Regions from separate parts of the Homo sapiens genome. Here region 2 is linked to region 1. Evidence: chromatin loops called from intact Hi-C (ENCODE). Cell type or tissue: ovary. All regions are shown on one strand. Links, peaks and the distances in the headings refer to the core of each region. The heading gives the core; the rest is flanking DNA.

Region 1 (12,039 bases), core at 2,571-10,570:
GAGGAGGCCTCAGGAAACTTACAAGCATGGTGGAAGGACCTCTTCACAGGGTGGCAGGAGAGAGAATGAGTGCCAGCAGAGGAAATGTTAGACGCTTATAAAACCATCATATCTCATGAGAACTCACCCACTATCACGAGAACAGTATGGGAAAAACGGGCCCCATGATTCAATTACCTCCCTCCAGCCCCTCCCATGACATGTGGGGATCATAATTAAAGATGAAATTTGGGTGGGGATACAGCCAAACCATATCAATGTACTTTCTAATACTGAACCACTCTTGAATTTTTAGAATAAATGTCATTGCCCATGATGTACTTCTTTTTAGATAAATTATTTTGTACTTAATTCTTTTTCTTATAATTTTATGTGAGAATTGACTGGGATTCTTTGTTTTTGCTGATTTTTAAGTGAAATGCTTTTCCTTTACTTTTTGGAGGGATGATTGAATCAGGACAGCTTTCTAGTCTCACAGCTTCAGAGTTTTCCCTGTCCCTTAAAAAAAAATTATGTGGGCTTCAGGGTGTGATAAAAGACATGAACTCGCAATTTCTGAGGTTGTTTTCTCTGTTCTCCTTGTTCCTTTTATCTGGATCTTCCTGATGTGCAGACTTTTGTTCTGGAAGGTGTCTGGTTTTCAGTTTTGAGGTTCACAGGACCCTGGACCCAAGGCAATTTCAGCACCATTAGAACTCTTCATGGTTTTCTTGCCCTCATTCATTTAGCATTTTTTATCTATGCAAGTGAATGAATGCCAGGGAATGTTTCCACCACAAATACATGAAAAATGTCTGAGATGATGGATATCCTAGTTATCCCGACTTGATCACTGCACATTGTATGCATGTATCAAACTATCAGATGTATCCCATAAATATGTATGATTATTATGTGTCAATAAAAATAAAGACTGGGCCAGGCATGGTGGCTCATGCCTGTAATCCCAGCACTTTAGGGGGCCAAGGTGGGCAGATCACAAGGTCAGGAGTTCGAGACCAGCCTGGCCAACATGGTCTTTTAGTAGAGATGGCCAATCCTGTCTCTACTAAAAATACAAAAATTAGCCGGGCATCGTGGTGGGTGCCTGTAATCCCAGCTACTCGGAAGGCTGAGGCAGGAGAACTGCTTGAAACAGGAAGGCGGAGGTTGTAGTGAGCTGAGATTGAGCCACTGCGCTGCAGCCTGGGTGAAAGAGTGTAACTCTGTCTCAAAAAATAAATAAATAAAATGAAATACAATTTTAAAAAGCTAAAAAAAACCCACATGAATATGTACAAAACACTGAGAGAATAAATGTTGACCTCACAGAAGGGGCCGGCTTGAAGATAAACTTAGACTCTTGCAGTACGTCATATGGATGTGAAGACCGACAGCAGAAGGGGCTGGCTTGAAGGTAAACTTAGACTCTTGCAGTACGTTGTATGGATGTGAAGAACGACAGCAGAAGGGGCTGGCTTGAAGGTAACCTTAGACTCTTGCAGTACGTCGTATGGATGTGAAGAACGACAGCAGAAGGGGCTGTCTTGAAGACAAACTTAGACTCTTGCAGTACGTCATATGGATGTGAAGACTGACAGCAGAAGGGGCTGGCTTGAAGGTAAACTTAGACTCTTGCAGTACGTCGTATGGATGTGAAGACTGACAGCAGCAAGACATTTTGTAGAGCAGTGTTTCAAACTGCAGCAAATGAAAACACACTCAATTTCCTACAGATTCCTGATAAGACTAAGAGAAACCAGGTGAAGTATCAGTAAGAGAACACAAATGCCTGCCTCTGCTTCTGCCTCGTGTCAGGGTTCATGAAAATCTGCACTGTGTGGAACCTGGGTAAGCCGTGGTGACCTCTTCTTTGCTCGTCTTACCTTATTAAAATTAATGCAGAGTGAAATGATTTTCTATAAGAGGAAGAAATCTGAGCCACAAGTAAAACACTTCGCATACCAAAAATTCAACATTTGTTTTCAAAATGTCTTCAGATGTGGTAGTATCTGACATCCTCCTCTGAAGCAAGACAACATGCCAGGTTTTTGTCTGAATATTTAGGATTCGTAGTTGTGTTTCAGTGAACCCCAAATCTCCTTTGTTTTACTCAGTTTCTTGAGTTTTTACTTAGAAGACCTTAATCAGCACGTCGGGAAGTCTGCATAAATAAAATGTTTATCAGAGCCAAGCATTAATGCAAATAATTTTTTTGAAAAAAATTATTAATATTAAATTATAACACTGTTACTAAAATTTTCAAAATAAACACAATCAGAAAATGCAAAAGATTATCTGTCCAAAGAACATCTATTAACCACTAAATTGAGCCCATATATATTTATTATATGAATAATATAATGAGGGCATTTATAAATGAATGCCCTGATTATAAATTCATATCCTGATTATATTATTCATTTTTATTTTTTATAAATGAATGCCCTGATAATATGTTGTAAACTTAAGGGAACTGGAAGAGGAAAAAGGATTGACAGTGTCTGTCTATATGTTTAAAGGGATAACGTATTTAGAAACATCCCTGTTAACCATCTGAGTAATTACGTGGGTAGGGTACTTGAGATATGCTGGATTTTTACGGAAGAATCCTCAGCATATGGATTTCTTGTGTGCAATTTGCAAGTTTTTATACATTAATGTATAATAATATGGATGTAGTAATATATAGAATAATATGAAGTGATAGAGATGCCTTGTAAACTTCAAAGGTGGGGTAAACATGTAATTTATCATCAAGACAAGGACAGATTTGAGAGTGACATGAAAGATGATTTATAATTACCCCTACTGAAGGAGTTTAGGACTGCTCAGGCCAGGCTAGGTTGTGTGGTCAGCCCACTCAGGGGCAGTGACTTCCAAGTGAAACTGTAACTATGTACATACACAAATGAGTTATACTTCTAACTCTGGCCTGAGTCTTAGGAAACATGGAGGCTCTGGCCTGTGAGGACTCTAACTTTTAACAATCCAATTATTCAAGGGATCCAATTTATTGGGAGGCTGAGGCAGGCAGATTGCTTGAGCCCAGGAGTTTGAGACCAGCCTGTGCAACATGGCAAAACCCCATTTCTACAAAAAAGTACAAAACATTAGCTGGGCATGGTGGTTTGCATCTGTGGTCCCAGCTACCGGAGAGGCTGAAGTGGGAGGATCACCTGAACCCAGGAGGTCAAGGCTGCAGTGAGCCATGATCATGCCACTGCACTCTAGCCTGGGTGACAAAGTGAGACCCTGTCATAAAAAAATATTACTTAAAAATCACTTAAACATCCACTTAAATGTGGATGATTTATACAAACAGTAACACATGACAAGAGTGCAATAATGAGCTCTGGGATTGTTGAGAGTTTCTGGTCCTTAGATCAACGGGAAGTAATAAAGGTACAAACACACATGGTGGGGGTGACCTTCTTCCACAAGGTATTGTGGATTCTAAGAAAAAAGTCATGAGATATTTATCCTTCAGAAGTAAGTCTAATTGAATGAGACTTACTGTAAGTAGTGAGCTCATTGTTTCAGTTACGTAGTTGTTTTGTTTGCTTTTTGTTTTGGTTTTTTGGATTTCAAAGAGATGAAAAAATGAAATAAAAGATGATTTAACCCAAAAAATAAATGTATTGGGGCATATTATTGGATAAAGAAGATGTGGTACATATACATCATGGAATACTATGCAGCCATGGAAAAGAATGAAACTGTGTCCTTTGTGGCAACATGATGGAGGTGAAAGTGTTATTCTAAGCAAATTAACACAAGATAGAAAACCAAATACACATGTTCTCACTTATAAGTTGGAGCTGAACACTGGGTACTCATGGACACAAAGATGGCAACAATACACAATAGGGACAAAAAGAAGGGGAAGGAGAAGGTGGGGCAAGAGCTGAAAAACTGACTATTGGGTGCTATGCTCACTACCTTGGTAATGAGATCATTTCTACACCAAACCTCAGCATCACACAATATACCCATTTAAAAACACCTGCACTCTTTTTTATGGCTGCATAGTATTCCATGGTGTGTATGTGCCACATTTTCTTAATCCAGTCTATCATTGATGGACATTTGGGTTGGTTCCAAGTCTTTGCTATTGTGAATAGTGCCTCAATAAACATCCGTGCGCATGTGTCTTTATAGTAGCATGATTGATAATCCTTTGGGTATATACCCAGTAATGGGATCTCTGGGTCAGATGATATTTCTAGTTCTAGATCCTTGAGGAATCACCACACTGTCTTCCAGTGTGAGTTCATGTCCTTCGCAGGGACATGGATGAAGGTGGAAACTATCATTCTCAGCAAACTCTCACAAGGACAGGAAACCAAACACTGCATGTTCTCAATCGTAGGTGGGAATTGAACGAGAACACATGGACACAGGGCAGGGAACATCATACACTGGGGCTTGACGGGGAGGTGGGAGGCTGTGGGAGGGATAGCATTAGGAGAAATACCTAATGTAAATGATGAGTTGATGGGTGCAGCAAACCAACATGACACATGTATACATATGCAACAAACCTGCAAGTTGTGCACATGTACCCTAGAACTTAAAGTATAATAAAAATAAAATAAAATTAAAGAAATCATACAAACTATTAAACATATACTTAATTTCCAAACAAAGGAAAAAACCTGCACTCATACCACCAAACCTAAAATAAAAGCTGAAAAAAATTCTGCTAGGGTTTATCAAAAGAAACTTATACGAAAGCCCACATATAAACATATATGAAAGTCTCTTATATGAAAGTTTCTTATATGAAAGCCTATATATAAAAATATATGAGGCCAGGAGCCATGGCTCATGCCTGTAATCCCAGCACTTTGGGAGGCTGAGGCAGGCGTATTACCTAAGGTCAGGAGTTTGAGACCAGCCTGGCCAACATGGTGAAACCCTATTTCTACTAAAAATACAAAAATTAGCCGGGTGTGGTGGCGGGTGCCTGTAATCCCAGCTACTTGGGAGGCTGAGGCAGGATAATTGCTTGAACCCAAGAGGTGGAGGTTGCAGTGACCCAAGATCGCACCACTGCACTCCTGCCTGGGCAACAGAGCGAGACTCCATCTCAAAAAAATAAAAAATAAAAAATAAATATAAATAAATAAAAGTATCTGTCTGCCTATCTATCTATCTATCTATCTATCTATCTATCTATCTATCTATCTATCTATCTAACTGTCTCTCCTCATCCTGCTGACCCATTCTTATTGAGAGTGGTGCCTCTTTCTCGCGGGAGTGATGATGAATTTGTCCTGGTCCAGTTTAGCCATTCACTGTTTCCTGGACTTCTCTGAAGCATTTAACACTGTCTCATTGAAATTCTCTTTCCTTAGCTACTGTGATTCCACACTGTTTGAATATTATCTTTGTAATTTCATTTTCTGATGTTTACTTTCTCTTCTAGTTAGTCCCATTTCCTCTACTGTAACCTAAATGTGCCACAGAACTCAGTTTGTTAAGCTTCTTTGCAGATCTCTTTTTCTTGGTGATTATATCAGCTGTTATAGTTTCAATAATCTATACCCAGATCCTGAATCAATACTTCCATTCAGATTCTACTGCTGTTCTCTCATTACCTATTAAATGTTCCCACTTGAACATACCGTACATGCCTAATTCTTGAAATCCAAATTGATTTTTTTCTCCTTTACACCTCTTGTTTGCCAAGAACACTCTATCTCCAAGCCTCAAAACGTGGAAACACCTGAGATCCTTCCTTCTTTCCTAACAGCCATCACATCATCTTGGATTTACTTAGAAAACGTCTTTTGCATTCATTGCCACGTATCTTCCAAATGCACCGTTCTAGTTCAATTTGTGATTCCTTGAAACTGAGATTACTAGACCTGTTATTTCTGCCCATAGAGTTTTTTTCTGCCCATAGAGATTATTAAACCTATTATTTCTGCCCATAGAGTTTTTATTCCACTAATCAAATTTATACATTGTAATCTCATTCACTTTCTCAAAATCTGCTTTTCGTTGAGTTTCCTCTCTGTTCCCCACAGCATCGGTGAATATTTATTTCTCATGAAACAACTTTCAGGCTCCTTATCCTGACCTGCAAAGCCCCCACGATCTTGTCACAGCTGTTCTAAACCCCACCTTTCACTTTTGCTTTCAGTACTCTCCACCTGACCCAGCCCTCTGCCCAGCCTTCCAAGCCACATGGGCAGGAAGCGTTGTGCTGCCCACTCCTGCTTGGTTTACTGTGCCTGCCTTTAACCTCTTGCCTTCTGCAAACCCATCCTCCTCTCCTCTCTGACAAGGGCCATCACCGTCTTCATAAAGAGAGCCAGTGACAAGTCCTGCCCTGGGACCTAGGAAAGACCCAAGAAGCCAGGATTATCCAGAACCCCAGATCTGCTGACTCCTCCATGTCCCCCGCCAAGGCTGGAGAAAGGCAGAACACTAACCTGAGACAGGTGAGTAGCCTGGGGCCCCATCGCCATGCTGTCCTCAAGGAAAACCTTTCACAGTCAAGTACACCTTTACTGAAGTCTCAAGTCTCTCAACCAGTCCCAAGTGTGATTTATGAAAGGTCATGATATTGGATGAAACTTAGTGAAACCAAGTCTCAACCTTACCTTTTTAAGGCTCAAACCAAGTCCTAACTTTTAAATAAGTATTAATTCTATGAATCATCTTTGTAGTCAGCCCTTTATTCTCTGATTAGTATTTGTTGCACCAGTTTCTGAGCACAGGTGATTTACCTTTTGAAGTCAGTTCTCAGTGACCGAATTCTCTCCTCACCTTGCTGCTGTAAGCACTCGAGGACGTTTCTCTGTGGTTCCTTCTTTGCAGGGCGGTCATACTTCCCTTTCTCCATTACGCACCCGACGAACACTTCCTGATCAAATAATTTTGAAATTATGGGTAGTTTATTAATTTTGCATCTCTGAGCTTTATTGTAGCAAGAGTGTGTTACCTTAGTATATGTGGTGGCTAGTCTGTTCTCTAGTCCTTTATCTGCAAATGTATAAACCAAGTCCTCTGGTTTTTGGATGAGTGGTACCACCTAAAATTGTGATCTGCTACTTTGTTCATCTGAGATGGGAGTTTTTCTTTTCTTGCCTGGAAACAAAAATTATAATTCTTAGTAGAAGAATAAAATTAGTAATGATATAAAAAAAGGCAGAGTAAAAAGATTTGTGAATTGCAAAGAACATGAAATCCTTGCTGCTTAACTTGCAAATTGGCGTGCTCTTGCTGTACTATGTTTTTAGCCAACTAATGGAAACACTTTCATCAAAATCCACCCAGAGACTTCATCATGCTTTTCACCAGATGTTCTTTGAAATATTGCTTTCCCATTTCATCACCGTAGTTCTTGCGACCTGAGTACTCTATTTTGTTATGTCAAAGGGAAGATGCCTTTGGTCAAAATGTCTTATCTTTCACTTTGCACAGTGTGCACTGCAACTAAAAAGGAAAATGGAATATGTGAGTTTTACTTTGACTCTGCCTTAGAAGCTATGCGTGTATGTTTAATTTTATTGGCTAAGTACTGGTCCACAATTTCTTATCTGTAATTACAAAATCCCAAAAGTTTTGGGAAATAAAGAGTATTTTTATTTTTTATTTTATTTATTTATTTATTTATTTATTAATTTTTGAGACAGAGTCTTGCTCTGTCACCCAGGTTGGAGTGCAATGGTGCATTCTTGGCACACTGCAATCGTCTCCTCCCGGATTCAAGTGATTCTCCTGCCTCAGCCTCTGGAGTAGCTGGGACTACAGGCATGTGCCACTACACCCGGTTAATTTTTGTACTTTTTGGTAGAGACGAAGTTTCACAGTGTTGGTCAGACTGCTCTCGAATTTCTGGCCTCAATGCCCGCTTTGGCCTCTCAAAGTGCTGGGATTACAGGTGTGAGCTAAATACATTTTAAAATACATTTTTTTACTATTAAATCTGTTCTGAACTAATGTGAGGCTAGTTATAATCTATATCCCATGTGGAATGTTGGATAACAAGGCGCTATCCCGGAACCTCCTGAAATGTTATATAATATGAAAAAAATCTTAATTCTGAAGCACATAAGGCACCAAGAGTTTTAGTAAAGGGACTGTGTACCTGTAATACATAAACATGGGTGAATAACTCAAAAATTATAGAATGATATGAAACAGAAAGTAAAATATTTTCAACTTCAGCCTCAATTTATTTTTCCTTCTATCCCTAACCTTTCATCAATTGCTCCAAATTAAGACATTCATATTGTTTTATTTATCTGTGGACCAAAATTTTCATACAAAAATTATTGGGCATTTTCCTGTCATTTTCTAATCACCTTTCAATATAATTGCGAAAACAAATGTAAATAAGATTATCCACTCTTTTGAAAGTGATTCTACTGTTTGAAAGGTTTGACTTGGAACAATTTTACTCAACTGTAGTTCAGAGTTGTTTCTTATTTATCCCAGTGTGTTTTTGGTTTAAAGCTCTATCTCTTGGATCTCATGTCTGCTTCTTGGATTTTTTTTTTAAATACTTGAGTATGTACTCTGATGTAAGTGATCTTGGCTCTCTCATATCTGAAACTGACTTATTTGTCCTGAATGACAGTTTAGCTGGGCATCAAATTGTTGTTTCTAAATACTTTTTCTCTGTAACCCTTGAAAAAGATGTACATTACATTTTAAAATTTCTATAATATAGTTTTCATCTACATTTGTCATTGTCTTTACACACAAGAAAATTAGGAAAAGTTTGCTTTGAAAACAAATAGTTCAGGGAATTAAAGTGTAATGGCAACTTTGGTGGCTGTATCCAAAATCTTTTCTAAGACTCAGTCATTTTTTTCTTTTATGTTATTCTTTCCCTCATCAAACTGCTACCTCTAATTCTAACAGGTAACATACATCACCATGTCTAGTAGCAAAATAAATTATTTGAATTAATTTTAGATAAAGATTATTTCTCAACCCCTTTTCTCTATAGGTTTTATATTATTATATTTCAATTATTTTATTAAATCAATATTTTATGGAAGTAAACACAATTGAGGTGCTTTGCTGCACTAAAATTTTATTTCAGGTGATTCAAATTTGATTTAAATTCTTTATTCCCCCCCCCAGAAATAAAATGGAAAAGGGAATCTAACAAGAACAATGGCCCATCTTTTACAGTTTGCGAAACAACATGATTTTAAATATTTTATTGGTTTCAAAGGTTGATAAATTCTAAATTTCTAGATTTTCTGATTTTCTACCAATTAATTGCATTTAGCTACAGATAGATTTGTCCCCTTTTAAATAGGTGGCCTTTGAAAATATAAATTCCACCCTCCCCTGTCCAGCTCCTTTCCTTCAGTGCCACTGCAAATCAGGACTGAGAGCCTCCACTTCAGATCACCAGGCACCAATTCATGTCAGCCTCATTTAGTTCAACTTGAAATAATTCTCATCTTTTACAATAACATTTTGGGTCTTGGGAGAAGGGCGTCAACTAAAAGGTGATTCAAATAAATGATTAATGAACATATTGGCACTGGTGGGATTATGGCACTTGCTCATTTCAAATCACACTTTCCTAAATGCTCAGCCTTTTAAACACATACTTTTTAAAGAAACTTATATATTTAAAATTAACCCCTCTCCTAATGACTTTGCATCTATTTGCTTTATTAGTGGAAGCTACAGAGCACACTATGCAATCTGTATTGATCCTTCAGGTTAATACGGAATTTAAAGTGAATCCTCCCCCTCTACCACTCTGGCTGAAAAAAAAGACCCTCCAAATATCACTTATGAATAGAAAAACATAGAGTTAAACAAACCACTGTCATCAGCTTGTCTTGTACTGAAACCGCTCTTTAGAAATGCCTTAGGCATGATTTTTAATACTAAAGCTTTTTTAATACTAAAAATATTTTTAAAAGGACATTTCTCTCTCTCCCTTATATATATATATATAATTTATATATATTATATTATTTATATATATTATATATATTATTTTGCATTAACCACTTTTAAACCAATGGCAATTGAAAAAGAATATTTTAAAAAGGGAATTAAATGGTGAGAAAGACTCTATGTACGGTGCATTTTCCTGTGTAAAAGCTAGGCTTTGGTTTATTATTTCTCATCACACGATACCATGAACACACTCTAATAAAGTTGCGTGCAATCTTCAGCAGGCACTGTTGTAGAATATAAACCCAGAGAATAGGCAAGTAATTATTTTGTGTGAAAAAATAACAACACGACAATTGTGTATGTATTTAATATTTATCTGCAAGTAAGACATAAATAGCACCTCACAAATGCATGTGGATTGACATCAGCCCTTGTAGTAGGAGGCTGACAGGGACTCCCTGCCTGCTTGTTCTCTTCATTGTCTTGTCATTTGTGGCTGGTTTTACTCTACTGTTTAAGTAGACTTAAAGACTTTTTTTCTGATTCAATCAAATTACTCTTATAAAATACACAAATGTCTTAAACAATTCCTGCTAAAACCAGAATTGAGCAGTCTTACCATCTCTAGTTTTCTTCCTTTCTCTTCAAATGTTGATTGGGATTGGATTGAATACCCAAATCAATTTTGAAGACATTGACCTACGTACTACCCTCAATTCATGAGCAATGTGTATTTTACCTTTAATGTAAGAATTTTAAAATTCTCTTCAGTAATGTTTGATATAGTCAGTGTATAAATTTTGTACATATTTCATTAATTTCTAGAAAGAAACGGAAGCTTTCTTTATTTTATATAGGCTAGCTGCCATAAAACTATGTTAAACATCATACATAATGGTGAAATGCAGTAGCTTTCCCTTTGATAATAAAAACAAGGTGAGCTATTCTCAACAATTTCATTCAACCTTTTATGGGAAATCAGGCCAGTGTAATACGGAAAAAAAAAATATCAGTAAGGGAAAAATACTCACCATTTTCATATAAGATTATATACTTAGAAAAATAAAATAAAGTTTTATATAAAATATTATAAATAATATGTGAGTTTTGCAAGGTTGCTGGATACAAATTAGTATATGACATTACTGAGAACAATGATTTAAAAGTAAGCATTTAAAAATATGCCATTTACAATAGCACCAAAAATGTGAAATGCTGCAGAAATGCATACACACATGCACCAGGAGACATACAAAACCCACTCACAGCAGCACTGTTCAAAATAACCCCAGGGCAACATCAACCCAGTGGCCGTCAAGAGTCAAATGGATGAGTCTGAGAAATGTAGTGAGACCTTGTCTCTACAAAAAACGGTTTAAAAAATTGGCTGAGCATAGTGGTGTGCACCTGTAGTCCCAGCTACTCAGGAGGCTGAGGTGGCAGGATCACTTGAGCCTCGGACGTCGAGATTGCAGTGAGCCTAGATCGTGCCACTGCACTCCAGCCCTGGCCACAAAGCAAGACCCTGTCTAAAAATAAACAAACCGTAAAAGAAAAAAGTAGAATGAATGATTCATTTAGAGAAAACTATACAGTACTATAAATGAAGGAATTACAGCTCTGTAAAACAATACTAGTGAATCGCCAAACGTGTTGATGCACGAAAGAAGTGACACCAAATGATCATACACCGTCTGCGGCGGCTTTTCTGTGTCCACAAAGAGACCCTCCCACAGGCACATGCATGATGCTGCTTCCCAGTGAGAAACTTCGGAGAGAAGACAGGAGGAGACGTGGAATGTTTCGGGGCTAGAAATGTCCATTTCTTGAGGTGTGTCGCGTGCGCGTTTTGACCTCGGACTGCACATGTGCGCCTCCACCCAGGGCTGGTCTTCAACGGGCAGGACCTGGAGACGGGGCGCACCGAGGCACAGGTGGAAGGTCCCCCCAAGAGGCTGCAGGGCAGAGAAGAGCCGCTCGTTCCTTGTGGGAACTGAGCTCCACGGGTCTGCCCGAGTGCTGCAACCTGAGAGTGTGTGGCCAAGAAGGTGAGTGAGCACGGGGGTCCGCTGGCCCGTCCCACCGAGGCTGTGCAGTGGTGCAGGGGACACGGTGCTGGGAAGAGCTGCCATGCCAGGGCCCATCCCCCGACGCCATCCCCGCCGAGAG
Region 2 (12,039 bases), core at 2,748-10,747, 50 kb after region 1:
TTATGTAGATAAACTATATTGGCAATAATCTTAACTCTGACGGATTTAGGGATCTCAAAACAATCAACTTTAGTAACATTCTAATTAGTTGATGTAGATTATTTTCATTCTGCACTTCCCTGTTTTCCAGGAGGACAATTTACTCACTGGTGAGGAAGCAGGCTGACTTGGCACACTGATTTGCCTGATGGTGACACCAGTGCCTATTGTGGGCACTGAGTATGATTCCCCCTTCTTTCTTATTTCTTCCTTTTGAAACAACAGGAATGTCTATCCCATACTTGTCCCACTATTGTATTTTGGAAGCACATAACTTGTCTTATTTCACAGGTCATAGCAGGAGAGGAATTTGCCCCAGGAGGAATCTTACCTTGAGTCCCACCCATACCTGATTTAGATGATATTGAGACGATATTTTGGACTTAGAGTTGGTGCTGAAGTGGGTTAAGACTTTGAGATGGAATGAATATATTTTGTATGTGACAAGGACATAAATTTTGGAGGGAGCCTGGGGAAGAATGTTATGGGTCAAATGTGGCTCCTCAAAATTCTTATTTTGAAGTCATAACTTGCAGTATCTCAGAATGTGATTGAGAATGTAATTAAGTTAAAATGAGGTCATTACGGTGGACCCTAATTCCACACGACTTGTGTCTTTCTAAGAGGAGATTAGGACACAGACACACCGAGGGAAGACACTGGGAGAATGCAGTTGTCTGCAAGCCAAGGAGAGGGGCCTTAGAGGAAACCAACTCTGCCAACACCTTGATCTAAGGTTTCTCCAGAATATAGGAGAATATATAGCATCCAGAACTATAAGAAATAAAGTTTTGTTGTACTACTCAATCTGTAGCACTTTGTTATACTAACCCCAGAAAACTAATGCAAGTGGATAGCTCATTCAAGCTAATTCAAGTGGGTAAGCTTGTCCAATTGTAAGTAATGAGCTGGGCAGACAAAATCCATCAGCCAAAACCAACTGAGGTTCAGGACCACGGCTAGCACCTTGCATGCGCCCACTGAAAAAGTTGCTGGACTTCTGCAAAACACTGTTCACCCCATCTCCAAATAGCTTTCCAGGCAGCTGCTTGGATTAATCTCGTCATCCAGAGGGTGTTGTTTTTCATGACGAGGAGTATTTCTGGTTTAAGTGCTCTGATTCTGTGGTATAGGGTATAGGAACATAGACACGCACATCTGTTCATGTGTTTATATTTAATACGTATGTACATATATACAAGTTTTATACATGTATATGTACATATATGCACATATACATATATGCATATGTGGGTATGTGTATATAAAGCTTCGAAGCATTGTTTACTTTAAGAAAAAGTCACATCCTGCAAAAAATGTTGAAAAAACAATACACAGAATTCTGTATACTCTTTACCCAGCTTCCCTTAATGTTAATGTTACATAGTCACAGTACAATTATTAAAATCAGTAAATTAATGTTGATACAGTACTACTAACTACCTGTAGACCTTATTCAAATAGCATGAATTGTTCCACCAAAGCCTTTTTCTCAGGTAAGTATCCAGTCAAGGTCAGACATCACATTGACTTGTCATATCTTTGCCATGGCAGCTGGCATAATGTTGCTTTGTTGCATTCCTGCTATTATTTACTTTGATCATTAGGTTAATGCTACTTCCCAGTTTCTCTCTTGTAATGCTACTTTTCACATTTTTAATTAGTAGCCATCTTTTAGGGAGATATTTTGAGAATATGTAAATATTCTGCTTCTCATCAATATCATAATTTGCTTATCAATTTTAGTATCCATTGATGATTTTTTGCCAGAAACAATTCTTACTATAATATTTGCAAAAGAGCGATTTTCTGTTTTCATCATTTATTTTATAATTTTCATCATTTCTTCTGCATTTAATTGGGATTCTACCATAAGAGAGAACTTTCCTTTTGTAGCTGTCTGTCTATGTACCTATCTATCTATCTATCCATTATGAGATTTTTTTGGACTTAGCATCTGGCTCTGTCACCGAGGCTGGAGAGCAGTGTCACAGTCTCAGCTCACTGCAGCCTGGAACTACGGGGCAGAAGCGATCCTCCCACCTCAGCTTCCTGAGTAGTTGGGACTACAAGCAAGCACCACAACACCCTAATTTTTGTATTTTTTATAGAGATGGAGTCTCCCTATGTTGCCCAGGCTGGTCTTGAACTCCCGGACTCAAGCGATCCCCCTACCTCCACCTCTGCCTCCCAAGCACTGGGATTACAGGTGTGAGCCACCTCGCCTGGCCTATTATATGATTTTTTTTTCATACCTGTGTGGACCTATGGCTGTTTTATTCTATTTATTATCACTATTTATTCTATTGCTAAAACTGCCCCAGACTTGGCCATTGTATACTCCTCTGAGTTGCCTTCTGCTTCCTTCAAACAACCTCGCATTTTTTGGGAAGTTATTTACTTACAGGCACCCCTAGATCACCCACACTCCTCTTGTTTTCTCCTTGCTCTTAACCTGGATGACCAAATTCTCCAAGGAAGCATGGTTTCTTCACTGGATAATAGTATTTAAAGACCAAGATCTGGGTGTTAAGCAAAATGGGCTACAGAATATTTAGGGCCCAGTTCAAAGAAAAGGCAGAGTCCATTGTTTAAAAAATATTACAAAGGTAAGGGTGGTGGATGCAGAGAGGCAAGCCAAGCCCAGGCCCTTCTGAATGCAGGCTGCTGTGTGGCTTCAGGGTTGCAAATGCTGAGGCTAGTCCTGGTGCCAGGTGTATTTATCACTACTGGGTTTTCATTGTCTCTGCGCCATCTCAGGAGACAGGCTCAGACATATGTGCACATAAACACAGGTGCACACAGGCACATGTTCAGCCACTTCCTGCTTCCCTAGCTCTCTGTATGTGCGTACACATACGTGCATATATATCCATGACTTCCATGCGGCACCTCCAGTTCCAATCCATGTTCTCAGAGTTTTCTCTGAGAAGAAAAGTTTTTTCTTTCTCTTATTTGCTAGTCTTTCTCGACAGTTAAATACCTAGCACTTACTAACCATAATAGATTATATGTTTCTTTAGTCATTGAATTTGTACAAGGTAGTTTTAGATTTGCAAATCCGTAACCCTGTAAAAATTTGCTAATTAGGAGGCAGTATTTGTGTGCAGTTCTTTGTGTCTTTTGCCTTTGGCTGTAGGTGAAGACATTGTTTCCAGAGTTACTCAGGCTAGCTCTTTGTCTCCCTACTGTATTAGGTTTCCTGTTGCTGCCTTAACAAAGAAACACAAGCTGGGACTTTAGCCAACAGAAATGTATGGTTTCACAGTTCTGGAGTTCCAAAGTCTGAAATCAAGGTGTCAGCAGAGCTGGGCTCCCTCAGAGACTGGGCAGAGTCCATCTTTGTTCTTCCAGCTTCTGGTGATGGCCGGCGATCCTCACACTGCCTGGTTTTTAGATGTGTCACTCCCATTTCCACCCACACGGCCACGTGTTCTCCCTGTGTGTCTGTGTCTCGGTGTCCAAATGTTCCTCTCCCTAGAAGGACATGAGTCCCATTGGATTTAAGGCCCACCCTAAGACAGGATGACTCCATCTGAACTTGGCCACCTCTGCAGAGACTCTCTCTAAGTCACATTCACAGGTACTGGGGAGTGGGTCTCAAGCATCTTTTTAGGGGACACAATTTTACCCATAACACCCCCCCTCCTCAGGGTTAAACTAACAATTATATAATTAAACTACAAAATTAGTTGTGTTTGGATTTAACTTTTCATTCCCCACATGCCCTGGTTGATTTTAATTATTTATGTTTGGACTATATGAAATATTAATATGGCTCTAAATGTCAGGACCATTCAAAAATGTATCTTCATAGAAATGCTACTGCCCTTTCCTTTTTCTACCCTGTTTTCATTCCTTCCCCATTTTTCTACTTCCTTAATAGTTTCTGATTAATAAGTGTGTGTGTGTATGTGTGTGTGTGTGACAACATGTTCTGGAAATAACTCCATACTTGTTCATAGGAATCATCATAATTTATTTAGAGCTGCACAGTGTTTCATTGCATTAATACATTATATTTTAGTTTTCTTTTCTCCTGCATACAGGCATTTATATTGTTTCTACTATTTTGCACTTACAAGCAATTGTGCGATAATTAACCTTGTGGACATGTATTTAGGATTGTTAAATATTTCAGGGTAGATTCCTAGAAGGGGAAGGCAGGGTTAAAAGGTAAGTGCATATGTGGTTTTGTTAGATATTGTCAAATTCCTTTTCAAAGGTTGTGCTAATTTGCATTCCAACAAGCAGTATGAGTGTCTGTTTCAGTTTTACTGTGACAACGTGGTCATATTTTAATTTTCACAGTCTGATGTGTGAAAAATAAGCTTCTGCTGTTTTGATATTCATTTCTCTAGTTACATATGAAAGATGCTCAAATTCAGTCATATTTATTCAGGTTCCCTGTGTTTTTCTTTCTGATTTCTTACAGTTTTATTGCATGAAAGATGTTTGTGATGTTTGCAATTGGATGACTCAAGTCTTTGTCATGGAGACCTCCCTTACTCTCAAGGGGCCTCCCAGCGCAAGAGGCAGTGAGTCCATCACCATAGGAAGTGTGCACATGTACAGACTGTTCAAACATACAGTACAGACTGCTATGATGTCAGCAAACACCCATGTGGGAAAAGCAATGAGAATTCATCCAGCCAAATATGCATTTTGAATTAGTTTCTTAAAAACATGTTACATGAATTTAACTAGGGAATAGAGGATAATTACTACCAATACCAGATGTGGAAGAACAAACAAAAAACTCTTAGGACGTTAACAAAAAAGATTTTACTTAGCCATGTATCTATTAGATTTATTTGATTTTCAGGTTACATTAATTTGGAAAACAGAGAATGAGATCAAATAAGAATAACTGCAGGAGACGGGTGTTGCAAAACGATGCAGTGAATCAGTAGACCTAAGAAAATGGGAAATCAGATGAAGGGCGTGTGTAAATTGTAGTCTTTGTATCAGGCCTTGTCATGGCTGTCAGTGAACATGGCACTGAAACTTCTATATACTACCAGTGGGAACAATGAAAACTAATGAGCTTTTATTTTTTCTGTTTTGTGTCATTTTTGATTGGGTACCTAAGGGGAAAAAAGTGCAGATAGTAAATAAGTAGAAAAAGAAAAGGGAACACAAGGATAGGATGAATTCATAATACTACCAACGATAATGCTAGATGAAATATCATGATAATTGAAGTATGTATTATAGCTCAACTCATACTGTTTTGTACTCATGGTTCCTAGACTATTCAGTTTTAAGAGAGATACAACACACACTTCAGAGAAGGTAGAATCCATCATTTTATCCTTTAAATTCATACATTAAAAAAGAAACGGGAAAGAGAAATGGGCTTCATGACAATTTCATGTTTTTATGCTGAAGGGTCATGGAGTGGCTAATAGATACCAGTGTTTCATTTCCCTCACTGGGTAGTCAAAATACTGAGCCCACTCGAATGCTAGGATGCCTCGAATTTCTGAATACTCCTTTAAGTGGCAAACTATAAAAGGAGCAATACTCTGGGACAAATTGTTTGTTTTTTTTTTCATACAGTGATTACAAGGGACCTTTATTCATTATAAAACAAATGTAATCTGCATGTTATATCGTGTAAGAGAGGGCAATTGAAGCTAATCTAGGACAAAACAGTAGGCACTTTCAGCAAGCAAATGGGCCGTGCCTGTAAGTGATTGGATGGGGACAGACATAGAAACTCGATTAGAACCCGAGTGCTCCAGTGCTGCTGGTGGCAACGTTACGGAGACACAGCATGGCTTCCTGGAAAACAGTAAGAAAAAGGTGACGGAAAGAAAGAAACAAGGATAGAACAAAATGAGCCGCAAATATCCAAACAAGATGCCATGAAAATGGCTTAAGGAAAGGAGCTAAAGGCCAGGGGCAAACAGTTTCTATAGGAAGAGTCCAAGGTTAGCCATAGATAAGTTCCACAGAGGCAAAGGTATTGCTTTGACAGACTTTGGTCTTGCTCCCAGACTGACAAGGGGCTGTGTGACAAGGACATTCTCCATTCTCTCTACTGTGTGAAAATCTCTCGTGTCACTTCCTCATTATCAGAGATAGGCTAACAAATTTAACAAGTAAAAATGTATAAATATTATCACGGGTGCCTAATACCTAGAATGCATTTGTTCTATCAGGCTCTCAAGAATAGGTAACAGTATGAGAGGCATAATAAAATTGACAATGACCCTTCTCTTGTAGAATTTAGTCTAGTTTAATGATTCATAGTTACGGCAGCTGTCACTCACCTCATCAAAATTTTTATGATTAATGGACACTGTTACTCAAAAATGTAAATATAATCATACATATATTCCATCCATATTACTCAGATATTCGTGGAACTCTTAGATTTCATTTATGAGCAGCAGTTTAATAAACACCAGTTTAATGGAAAAGACCCACTAGTGGTTTTCCTACTTTTGTTAGTTATAAAAAATTTAACATACATACTTAAAGAGATTCAAATTTAATATGGCTAGCTTCTCTTGTGCATTACAAGGGCTTTAGGCAGCTTAAATCCAATCACACTCCTTCTACTTTATATGTTAATTTTGTCCAGAATTTTAGCTGTAACTTCTTTTATTTTAACCACCAAATGAGATGCATTCTGTATAGCTTTATACAGTCTTCCTAAGTATAGATTTACTCACATGCTTACCAGTTGATTTTTTTTTTTTACATTTCCTTCTTGCAACTCAGAGCATTCCTGAGAAATTCTTTTTATTTTCTATTGTCTCCTGAAGTGAGTCTTTTAGAAATTTCTTTTCTGAGGATCTTTTGATAAACTCACAGAATTTTATGATTGGAAGATTTTTTTTTGTTGTAGTTCTCTTCTTTTTCAGTAATATAAATTGCTTTTGCACTTTGAGAACAATGTTAAATGTATAAAAACTTATACATATAATCTGAACAACTTTTCCTCAAATCACTTGAGAGTAAGTTGGCAACACGATAGATACCCTCTCCTCCCTGATGCATCAGTTTGCATTTTCTTAAAACAAGAACAGGCCCACATGTAACTGTTAGAATCAAGAAATTAGTGTGGTTGCATCACCACCTTTTGAGCCTCGGGCCATGTTCAAGTTGGGTCCTCTGTCTCATGATGGCAAAGGATGCCGTTCAGAGTCACAAGGTTGATTTAGCTGTTGTGTCTCTTTAGTTTCCTGTAGTCTGGAGTACCTCCTCAGCTTTTCTTTGACCTTTGTGAAGTCAGAGAAGAGTGATTTTGTAGAAAGTCCCACAATATGGGTTTCTTTAGTATTTGCTTGTAGCTGGACTCATGGTGTACATCCTTGACAGGAATATCTCAGAAGTGATTTTCTATTCTCTCTATCCTATCAGGAGGAACATGATTTTGATATTGGTCCATTACTCATAACATTCACCTTGATCACTTAGTCAAGGTGGTATCTTCCAGTTTTCAGGCTAAAATTCCTTTCTTTAACTTTTGTAATTAATAAATATTTATATATAATTATAACCTATTTAAATGTCCCATTTCTCATCAATTTTTAATCTTTCATTTACTTATATGAAAATGAACTCAGAGTTTTCTATTTTATTTAATAGATCAAAATTCCCCACTGCCGTTTTTCATTCTGATGCTCAATTTGTCTTATATTTGGCCACTGGGAGCCCTTCCAGTTGGCTTCTGTGTCCCTGTGACATGTTTCCATCATTCTTTAAGCGCTTTTCTGCTTTCTGGCACAAGATGTTCTAGGCTTATCCCACACATCTTGCACTTTCTGTTACAACCTCAAAATTAGCCATTTCTGCAAGGAAGTTTGGTTTATTGTCGTGGAGAATATAATTTAGAAGCCATGATTTGGTGAGCTTAAGGCTATTGGGGTTTCACTTTCAGTAGACAGAACTAGGGAATATACATATGAGTATAATATGTAAAGATATGTACACGAATCTATCTATCTATCTATCTATCTATCTATCTATCTATCTATCTCCGTCTATTTATCATCTCTATCAATCCATCCATTTATCTATCTATATCTAATCTATCTACCTACCTATCTATACATCCATTCTATCTATCTAATCATCTAGTCTGTTTATCTATATTGAAGTTAATAAATTCACACCAATAACTTCAATTTCCATTCAATGCCACAGTACGTTTTTCTGGTCTTTTCCTTTCTATATTTGCAGTTCCCTTTTCCAGCACTGAGAAACCCGCTCTTTTTAACAGAAGATATTTACCAGTATGCCCAATCCTCTTGCATGCAGCCAGCCCCCAGTGCTGTCACTGCACCAGCACAGGCCCACACCCTACTTGCATGCCTCGCTTCCCTGCTTGAGCTCTGACTTTACATTTGCAGATGCTCATCCCCTCATGCTTGGGACACTCTTCTGCCAGCCTTGGGCTGTGACATCCCTCTCCAGGCCAGCCCTCTGTGAGGCAGCTGGCATTTCTCTGTGATTATCAAGCATTTTGAGCCTGCAATGAAGCAGCGAGGATGCATTCCTTCAGCAAAGGGGAGATCCATCTTCTGGGTACAGGGCGCATCCCAACTCCAGTCCCCTATAACAAAGAGAGGGGTTATGTCTACAGCAACCACATGGTATATTAAGTTCTTAGCTTTGATTTGCCCCAACTTACAAGATTTTTGTGCAAGATGAGTGACTTAAATCTTCACCTAGACACTACTCAGGAAACACCTCATTGTTTCTCTGTCATAACAAAGACAGACCATGAGCAAATGTGTCATGAAATGTTGACCCTGGCTGAAAACTATTGTGCATTGGGAAAAGCACAGAAGGAAACCCAGGGTCAGAGACCACCGAGCTCTGTTGGGACAGAATTTAGGTGAGTCATCAGATGGACTGTCATCCCCCCAGATAATTCATCCTGAACCATTCTGTGTTTTCTTACCCACTCTCTGATAATGAAGCAAATACACTAAAAGAGTTTATTATAGTTTTGGTAATTGCCATATTGGTTATCACTCACTAGTCACTGCTGCCTCTGTTGGAAATTTTTCCTAAATACCCATCTGAAATAAGATGTAAACAAAGCACTTAGTAAAATTATGTGAGTGTCAGCATTCAGATACTCTTCAAAGTAATTTAATATTTAATATTTGAATTTTGGAGAAAACAAAATGACTTTTGATTTATCATTTCATTATTGATAAACACTGCTGTAGAGACCTTTCTTTAAGCTTGAAGGGAAAGACGCTCTTTATCTTTTGTTTTTATTTAAGCCTGAGTTGAGACTAGAACAAAAAAGAACTTCAGAGAAATTCATCTTGCCACTATTTTTCTGAGAAAAAGAATTTTGTCTTCTTTACTCTTCCTCACATATTTATTTTTATTTTTTATTTCTATCTTTTTAGAGACAGGTCTCACTCTGTGCCCAGGCTGGAGTGCAGTGGCACGATCATGGCTCACTGCAGTGATGACCTCTTGGGCTCAAGTGATCCTCCTACCTCAGCTTCACAAGTAGCTGGGGCTACAGGCATGTGCCACCATGCACTGCAAATTTTTTCTATTTTTGTAAAGATGGGGTCTTACTGTGTTGCCCTGGGTGGTCTTGAATTCCTGGCCTAAAGTGATACTCCTGCTTCGGCCTCCAAAGTGCTGGGATTCTAGGCATTAGCCCTCACAATGGATCCACATATTTTAACATAATAAAATATGCTATTTTGAGTATGGAAAAGTGGTCCATGGTGTTCACATTGTCCTTTGAACACATAAGCTCTTTGAGTAAAAGCCATTCATTCAACACAGACACACACACACACACACACACACACACACACATGCAAACACACACACATGCACACACAGACACACACACACAAACACACATATACACACAGTGCACATTATTCACACAGGCACACACATGCACACAAGTGCACACACAGAAACACACCTTGAACACGTTCTATCTCCTTTGCCCAGTTCCTAAAAATTATGTTCCATTTATTGTAAATGGATAGCACATATTTATAGAGCCTAGTTACCTGTATAGTTATAATACTGTATTAAAACTATCTGGCCCAATTGGTTGTATTTTCTAACATCTCTTTATAAAATACAATAAAAATCCAAACAAAATAAAAAATCATATTAGTTGTAATTTTCATAAGTTATAATACTCTTTCCTTTCAGAAAGATCATGCTTCTAGGATTTGGGGAGCATAATGCTTTGAATTTTGTGCTGTGTTCACCTCAGCGTGTGTATGGAGGGTGCTTGATAAATGGCTTTGATGGCACAGGAGGACTGAAACAGCCAGAGACTGGGGCTGGAGCTCAGATCTGTCCATGAGACAGTTCACTTGGGCCTGTTCTATTCTTTGCAATTGTCACAAATCAGATTCCATCAATGCCTGCATTAGCTTTTCCATGCCAAGCCCCTCATCTCGTGAATGAAAGAATGATCCCCTTCAGAGCCCAGGACTGCTGGGGTTCACGATCTTCGCCTGCTGTGTGCCTACAACACCTTGGACCACAGAGCGTGCCGGATGCTGGATGGGTGAACAAGTGGGTGCCCACGTGGCAATCCGAGTTTGGGGTCTGAGAGATCCCTGGTGTGGAGGGCGGGACCTGGCTGTCTCAGGACCCCCAGCTCCGCTGCAGTCCACAATTTGACTGAGTTCTGCCTTTGTGCTTGAGCCACTTCCCCAGGTAGCACCTGTGATGGGTGATAGCTTAGTGCTAAGGCAGGCATGTTGCAGACTACCCGAAACCAATGTCATATTTACCTTGGAGTATTCACTCTTACCTCCTGCTTACTATATCCAGTTCTAAGAATTAAGCTATGTGGGATGGATGGGACATTGAAGCCATGTCGTTCATCTGGGGTAATACCTGAGGTTCGTTGCCTCCAACAAGGAAATCAAGGACACCCAAGCTAAGGAGTGAGGTTAAGAGCAGAGGTTTAATAGATGAAAGAAAGACAAAAGTGCTCTCTCTTGCAGACAGAGGGGGTCCCCAGCGGATCTTCCAGTCTGCGGAAAAGAGCAGGAGGTTTTATAGATGAGCTGGAGGAGACAGCCTATGATTTACATAGGGCATGAAAGATTGGCAGGACCAGATGTGCCATTTGCATAGCACCAGAAGAACTGGTCAGGCCTGGGTGTGCTGTTTGCATAGCCCGCAAAGAGGCTGGCCACACCCCCCAATCTTTTATTATGCAGAAGGGTTCTCTACTCAGCCGGGGCCATGTTGCCTGCTTCTTTTACTGTACATTTAGCGACTGGTACTCGGCAGGCTTTTCCTATTGGCACAGCTGCCAACATTCACCCTGCGCAAGCTTCCAGCTTGCTTATCTGTGTCTGCAGCTCGATTTTACAGGCTGCTCTTTGTTAGAAAAGAAATTATTTGGGGTTGCTTTTTGTTAAAAGGCAAGCCTTGCCAAGGACTCCTTTACCCTCACTATCTGCCTAAATAACTTCTTTTTAGCTCCTGTAGCAAAATGACCTTTTCTGGGTGGTTATGAAGTAGATCCCTGGAGAGGGGCATGTGGTGGCTGCTGAATGAGCCAATGTCTGTTCTGGGAAGTCAGGGACCCTGAACGGAGGTACCGGCTGAAGCTGTGGCAGAAGAACATAAATTGTGAAGATTTCATGGACATTTATCACTTCTCCAATCAATACTCTTATAATTTCCTATGATTGTCTTTACTTTAATCTCTTAATCCCACCATCTTTGTAAGCTGAGGATGTTTGCCACCTCAGGACCCTGTGATGGTTGCTTTAACTGTACAAATTGTTTATCAAACGTGTGTTTGAACGATATGAACTCTGGTCATCCTGAAAAAGAAAAGGATAACAGCGATTTTCAGGGAACAAGGGAGATAACCACAAGGTCTGACTGCCCACAGGGCCGGGCAGAACAGAGTCATATTTTCTTCTTGCAGAAAGTGAATAAGAGAAATATCACTGAATTCTTTTCTCAGCAAGCAATAACCCTGGGGAAAGGATGCATTCCCAGGGGTAGGCCTAT

The links. Peaks named below come from ENCODE experiments on the same cell type or tissue, not always from the same donor. Only the 100,000 strongest peaks of a DNase experiment are listed, where the experiment ranks them.
Region 2: a loop joins it to region 1, with 8 times the contacts of the local background. A loop is called at or near these places in 2 of 110 quality-filtered maps.

What each region holds. Positions count from the first base shown.
Region 1 is chr18:77,506,212-77,518,250 of GRCh38, forward strand. LOC107985172 (a long non-coding RNA gene) reads left to right here and starts at 6,045. Exons shown (of 3, transcript XR_001753512.2): 1 at 6,045-6,431. In ovary, for the core only: no CTCF peak of the experiment used is centred there; no DNase peak of the experiment used is centred there.
Region 2 is chr18:77,556,225-77,568,263 of GRCh38, forward strand. All of the region lies in intron 2 of LOC107985172 (a long non-coding RNA gene), which reads left to right. Among named protein-coding and RNA genes, the nearest start is that of GALR1, 310 kb to the left of the region's middle. In ovary, for the core only: no CTCF peak of the experiment used is centred there; no DNase peak of the experiment used is centred there.